Linked DNA regions of Homo sapiens: region 1 is linked to region 2. A link is an interaction called in ENCODE POLR2A ChIA-PET data of the cell type or tissue named here. Cell type or tissue: CD4-positive, alpha-beta T cell. All regions are shown on one strand. Each heading gives the region's core, and the rest is flanking DNA. Links, peaks and the distances in the headings are about the cores only. Region 1 has its middle 7.9 kb from the start of CRTC3. Region 2 overlaps CRTC3 (CREB regulated transcription coactivator 3).

What was found. Peaks named below come from ENCODE experiments on the same cell type or tissue, not always from the same donor. Only the 100,000 strongest peaks of a DNase experiment are listed, where the experiment ranks them.
Region 1: POLR2A ChIA-PET joins it to region 2 with 5 read pairs; 6 of 35 experiments call an interaction of 5 or more read pairs at or near these places.

What each region holds. Positions count from the first base shown.
Region 1 is chr15:90,520,561-90,523,474 of GRCh38, forward strand. No RefSeq gene overlaps it. Among named protein-coding and RNA genes, the nearest start is that of CRTC3, 7.9 kb to the right of the region's middle. In CD4-positive, alpha-beta T cell, for the core only: no CTCF peak of the experiment used is centred there; a DNase peak (open chromatin) is centred at 1,841.
Region 2 is chr15:90,617,950-90,620,863 of GRCh38, forward strand. It overlaps CRTC3 (CREB regulated transcription coactivator 3), which reads left to right. Exons shown (of 15, transcript NM_022769.5): 8 at 1-19; 9 at 1,792-1,841. CRTC3-AS1 (CRTC3 antisense RNA 1) reads right to left here. Exons shown (of 4, transcript NR_120372.1): 4 at 2,060-2,204. Among named protein-coding and RNA genes, the nearest start is that of LINC01585, 41 kb to the right of the region's middle. RefSeq lists an enhancer at 2,857-2,906. In CD4-positive, alpha-beta T cell, for the core only: CTCF peaks have their summits at 1,678 and 1,974; DNase peaks (open chromatin) are centred at 1,702 and 2,602; H3K4me3 peaks cover 998 bases; H3K27ac peaks cover 1,070 bases.

The sequences.
Region 1 (2,914 bases), core at 305-2,804, 97 kb before region 2:
CAGGCCTAGCCATGGCCCGCCACACAAGGATCAATGGTAATCAACAAAGCAGAACATAGCAAGCTGACACCAAAGTGCCTGAGAACCAAAGTGAAGGGGAAAAGCTAATAAGAAGCAAGCTGATTTCCACTCGAGAACTTCAGAAGGACCAGAGGCACCAAAAGAGGGGAGCGACAGGGCTGAAAGCACAAAGATTGATGGAAACTGTGCAAGGAACAGTTAGATGCCCAGATCCACTCCCCAACTGCTCAAAGCTAGGTGACTACTTCTCCTCTCCCTAACTGTACACAAGATGTGAACTCTGGGGCAATTGAGCCAGAAAGATTCTGCACTTAGGGTGAGACAGGGCAAAAGCTGGGATGGAGGTACCATCTGAAAACAGGGGGATTAAGAGAAAGTCTACACATCAAACACTGAGACCTGCAGCTTCTCTTTTCTCTCTTCCCATTTAGCTCCCAGAACACTAGCAGCCAGGCTTACATACCTGGACAGAAGAATGGACGATTCTTCAGGCAGAAGAAAATTGACCTGTCTGAGAGAAAAATAAACAGAAAAACCCACATATAAACAAAAGAAAACCCAGACCAAACCCTAGAGATACCGATATTTGGGGGACATACGGTGCAAATAGGGCTGGGCGCAGTGGCTCATGCCTGTAATCCCAGCACTTTGTGAGGCCAGAGCAGGCAGATCATGAGGTCAGGAGTTCAAGACCAGCCTGGCCAACATGGTGGAAACCCATCTCTACTAAAAATACAAAAATTAGCCGGGCATGGTGGCACGCGCCGGTGGTCCCAGCTGCTCGAGAGGCTGAGGCAGGAGAATCGCTTGAACCTGGGAGGTGGAGGTTGTGGTAAGCTGAGATCACGCCACTGCACTCCATCCTGGGTAACGGAGCGAGACTCCACCTCAAAAAAAAAAAAAAAAAAAAGCAAATAATTTAGAAATGTATAAAATAGAAGATAAAAGTTGCCCAGGAGTCCCTACGTTCCCAAAGGCAACTATTGTGAGCCACATCTTGATATGTTTATAACAATTTTTCTATTTAAGTATAATGGGTCCGAGTTAAGTTCCTGTAACAAAGGCTAAAATAACAGGGCTTTAAACAAAATTGATGCTTATCTCTCAGTCACGTAACAGTCCAGAGGCAGCCCAGAGCTAATATTGTGGTTCCCCAGTGCTGGGGACCCAGGCTACTTTGCTACCATTGTGCTGGCATTCTCAACACATAGTTTTCATCTCATGGTCTAAGATGGCTGCTCTGTCTGTCAGTCTTTAGAGATGGGGTCTTGCTCTGTCACCCAGGCTAGAATACAGCGGCACAATCATAACTCACTGCAGCCTCAAACTCCTAGGCTCAAACCATCATCATTGCACAAACAGCAAAGCAATGCATTCAAAGATCTAAATGGAAAGCATTTCCAGGGAGGCTCTCTTCTTAGCCAAACTAACAATCAAATAGGAGGGTAAAATAAAACCGTCTTCACCAAAACCAGCCTCCTGGGTAGCTGGGACTACAGGTATGTGCCACCACCCCTGGCTAATTTTTATTTTGTAAAGATGGGGTCTCTCTTTGTTGCCCAGGATGGTCCCGAACTCCTGGGCTCAAGTGATCCTCCTGCCTCAGTCTCCCAAAGTGCTGGGATTACAGGCGTGAGCCACTGTGCCCAGCTGCTGCTCCCAATCCTGTCACAATATCCACATGGCAGTCAGTGAGAAGACAGAAGAGAAAAAAGAAGGCCATTTTTTCTTTCATATAAGGACAGAATCCCAGAGTTGTCCATATTACTTCTGCTCACACCCCATTGGGCAGAACATAGTCGCATGACCATAGCTATTTGCAAGGGAGGATGGGAAATGTAGTCTTCAGCTGGCTTTAGTTGGGCCTAGATGTGCTCAGCTAAAGCTCAGGATTTCTTTTAAAAAAGGAAGAAGGGGCCGGGTGCAGTGGCTCACACCTGTAATCCCAGCACTTTGGGAGGCCGAAGCTGGTGGATCACCTGAGGTCAGAAGTTCGAGACCAGCCTGGCCAACATGGTGAAACCCCGTCTCTACTGAAAATACAAAAAATTGGCTGGGTGTGGTGGTGCACACCTGTAATCCCAGCTACTAGGGAGGCTGAGGAAGAAGAATCGCTTGAACTGAGGAGGCAGAGGTTGCAGTGAGCCAAGATCGTGCCACTGCACTCCAGCCTGGGTGACAGAGCAAGAATCCGTCTCAAAAAAAAAAAAGGAAGAAGGGGAGAATGAATATTGGGAGACAATCAGTGATCTTTGCTACAAAACAGAGCACACACACACACACACACACACACACACACACACATATATTTGAGATGGAGTCCTGCTCTGTCGCCCAGGTTGGAGTGCAGTGGCACAACCATGACTCATTGCAACCTCCTCCTCCAGGATTCAAGCGATTCTCCTGCCTCAGCTTCCTGAGTAGCTGGGACTACAGCTGCTCGCCACCAGGCCCGGCTAATTTTTGTATTTTTAATAGAGAGAGGGTTTTGTCACGTCGGCCAGGCTCGTCTTGAACTCCTGACCTCAAGTGATCCACCCACCTCGGCCTCCCAAAGTGCTGGGATTACAGGCATGAGCCACTGCACCTGGCCAGATACACATATATATTTTAAAATCTTTTATTTCCAGAAACAATCTATACATATTTAGTGTCTCTGACTAATGGAGAGTCAAAGATCACCAGAGGTTTGAGGAAAGCCTGCAGAGGAAGATCAAAATGAACAAACAAATAAAAATGAATTCAGACAAAACAAAAGGTGACAATGTAAAAAGTAGAAAAAAAGTAAAAACAGAAGTAACCTAAAATTAATATCACATCCATGAAATGAGTACAGAATGCTATTCAAAAAAGAAATTTTAGGGAAACACAGAGAGTTCTTATTAATCCTTTT
Region 2 (2,914 bases), core at 246-2,745:
ACTGTGGGAGACCAAGGAGGTGGGTGAACAGTACTCAGCTATGTTTGTTGTCACTGAATGTTTGTACTTAGAGGTCATTGAAAAATCCTGCAGAGGTGAAAGCAAGAGGAACTGGGGGAAAAGGAGAAGATTTGTCTGAGAACAGAGATAAGAATATACAAGGGAAGGACGTTTCAAGTAAAAATTATCGCGCTTGTGTCAATGAATTAGCACATTGATCTCTTGGCTTACTAATTTTCATATGAATTGACTTATTTAAAAAAAAAAAAAAAACCCTGCTAAGTCCTCCATATCTTATTTGTTTTGCTAAAAGCTCTGAAACCTGGTTGTAAGTCATAGGCAGATTTTTCTGTTTTTTTAGCCAGCACTTTATACCAGTCTCCAGCTTCTGTCCAGAATTACTGGTATACCAGATAGCTCTTTTTAACTCAAGGGCATTTGACCTGAGTCCTCCAAGAGTCAGTAGACAAGTCATCTGTTTTACTATGATTTCCATGCGCCTTTGAGAATTTGTATCTAAAATTGTGCTAGCTGACCTCCACCTCGGCTCTCTAAACCTCACCCACTGTGGAAGAAAGGGGAGGTCCCACGGTACTTGCCTTGGCCTTTCTTCCCAGAGGGAAGCTGTGTTGACTTTGAAAGAAAACAGTTAATCTGTTCCAGCCCTTAAGGATGCTCTATTGCAATTGTTTGTATTGCCTGTGTACTTAACTATCCCCACCTGTTTAGGATCCCTTTGGCCCAGTTCCATTTTCTTCTGCCAAGTCTACCAGAGTCACCATTAGCATTAGTTGTCTTAAAAGGCTTTTTGTAAAAGCAAGATGTATTTGATGTTTAATCATTTGGGAAGTAAAAAAGAGATATGATTTAAAATTTACATATTTAAACACAGGAGAAGCAACCACACTGTCTTTTGGCTGTGAGAGGCACATGTGGTTGTGGAGGCTTTTATCAGAGGATAACTATGTCTTCTCCACCAAAGAGGGCAGTGGTGTGCCCTCCTCCCTGAGTACCAGGGACTGGTCTCTGGAAAGAGATGTTCATCTCCCTTGGTTCTTGTGGATTTGTAATACTCATTCCTGTCCGTCTGGAGCTTATATTCTAGTTGAAATAGCTTAGTTTCTTCTGACATTCATTTCTTTTTTCACCCTGCTTTTTTCTTTTATTTATTTCATTTCCTCTCAAGCCAATTGGAAAAGAAATGTTTATTTAAAAGCTCTATGTCGTCCAGACCCAGTGGCTCATGCCTGTAATCCCAGCACTTTGGGAGGCCGAGGCGGGTGGATCACCTGAGGTCGGGAGTTTGAGACCAGCCTGGCCAACATGGTGAAACCCCGTCTCTACTAAAAATACAAAAATTAGCCGAGTGTGGTGGTGCATGCCTGTGATCCCAGCTACTCGGGAGGCTGAGGCAGGAGAATCGCTTGAACCCAGGAAGCGGAGGTTGCTGTGAGCTGAGATGTGCCACTGCCACTCCAGCCTGGATGACAAGAGTGAAACTCCGTAAAAAGCTCTATGTGTAAAACATTGGTCTTTTAATGTTAATCCAGAAGGTAAATTGATAAGGCATCAAATTAGGAAAATGTATTAATATTATGCCTCCCTTAGGCCTGGAAGTTTGAGTTTAAAAAAGTCATGCCAAAACCTAAAAGGCTGCTGTGTGAGGACTCTGTCGACACGCAAGCTCTCACTTGCGCCCACTAGAGCCTCAAGGTCCTTACGAAGACACTTTTCAAAAACTTGAATTTGGCTTTACAGCGAGTAAGCCCAGCTTTCATTGTCTCTTCTCAGATTCAGTCCCTGTCAGGACGCCCTCGATCCTGTGATGTTGGAGGTGGCAAGTAAGTAATATTCTTTCTGTTCGTGTTTCAGGGACTATCCTGAAGGTTTTTCCCAAAAGTCTCGCTGCTTTGTTACAGAACTCTCAGAAACGTAACTTGCTATGCATAAATTGAAAGTCAACTGCATTTTCATAAAAACAGCCACTCTCTTTTGATACTCATATTTCATCTGTTTAAACTAATTAAATTACATGACTATAATAACAAACAAAACTTACATAAGTATGTTTGAGAATCACACAACTGACTCTTGGTAAATACACAACTCTCCGGGTAGAAGCAGTGTCAGAAGCAGAAACGTGCAGGAATCGAGAGGAGCCTACCAGCCCCGAGCTGTGGCAGGCTGTGGGCATCGGTGACATCCTGGCCAGGGGAAAAGGGAAGCATCAGTTCACCTGGCAGCTTAATGGCACAGAAGTTAATTAAGAGAGTTTCTGTGAATGTACTTAATGTCACTGAACTGTACACACAGAAATGGTTAAAATGGTAAATTTTATGGTATATTTATTTTACAACAATTTAAAAACATAAATGGAAGATAAATATATTTTCCATTTGCAATACAAAAAAGTTTCTATGAAACCATTAATTTGTTAGTGGATTTAATAGTATGCAACTTCACTCCCTAAAAGGTTTGAGACAACTTACAAAAATATAGTACAAGCAAATGAAAAAGGAAGTTCATGAGGAAGTTGAGTCTAAGAGAGAACGAGGAGATGAGAGAGATAATGAGGCCCTTGCCTTAACAGAAACTGCCTTGGGAGGGCCGGCTGGTGTGCTGCGTGGGACGGTACAGACAGCTGCTGGGGAGGTTCACAGAGAGGACCCCTTGGAACTCGATGGGCTGTGTCCTGAGAGAGCCCCAAGGAGGCTTCCTGGGGCTGTTTATCATAGTGTCCGTGAGAGCAGTCCCACCACTTGGAACTGAAGCCAATTCAGAAACAGCAAGGCTGCAGGGCCAAAATAATGTGGTTTGGAAATGGGATTCTTGCATGATCTGACTTAGTACATACAATCACCAGTGGGTCAGTGGGTGAACTAAATCCACTTCAAGCAGTCATTGAATGTGATTT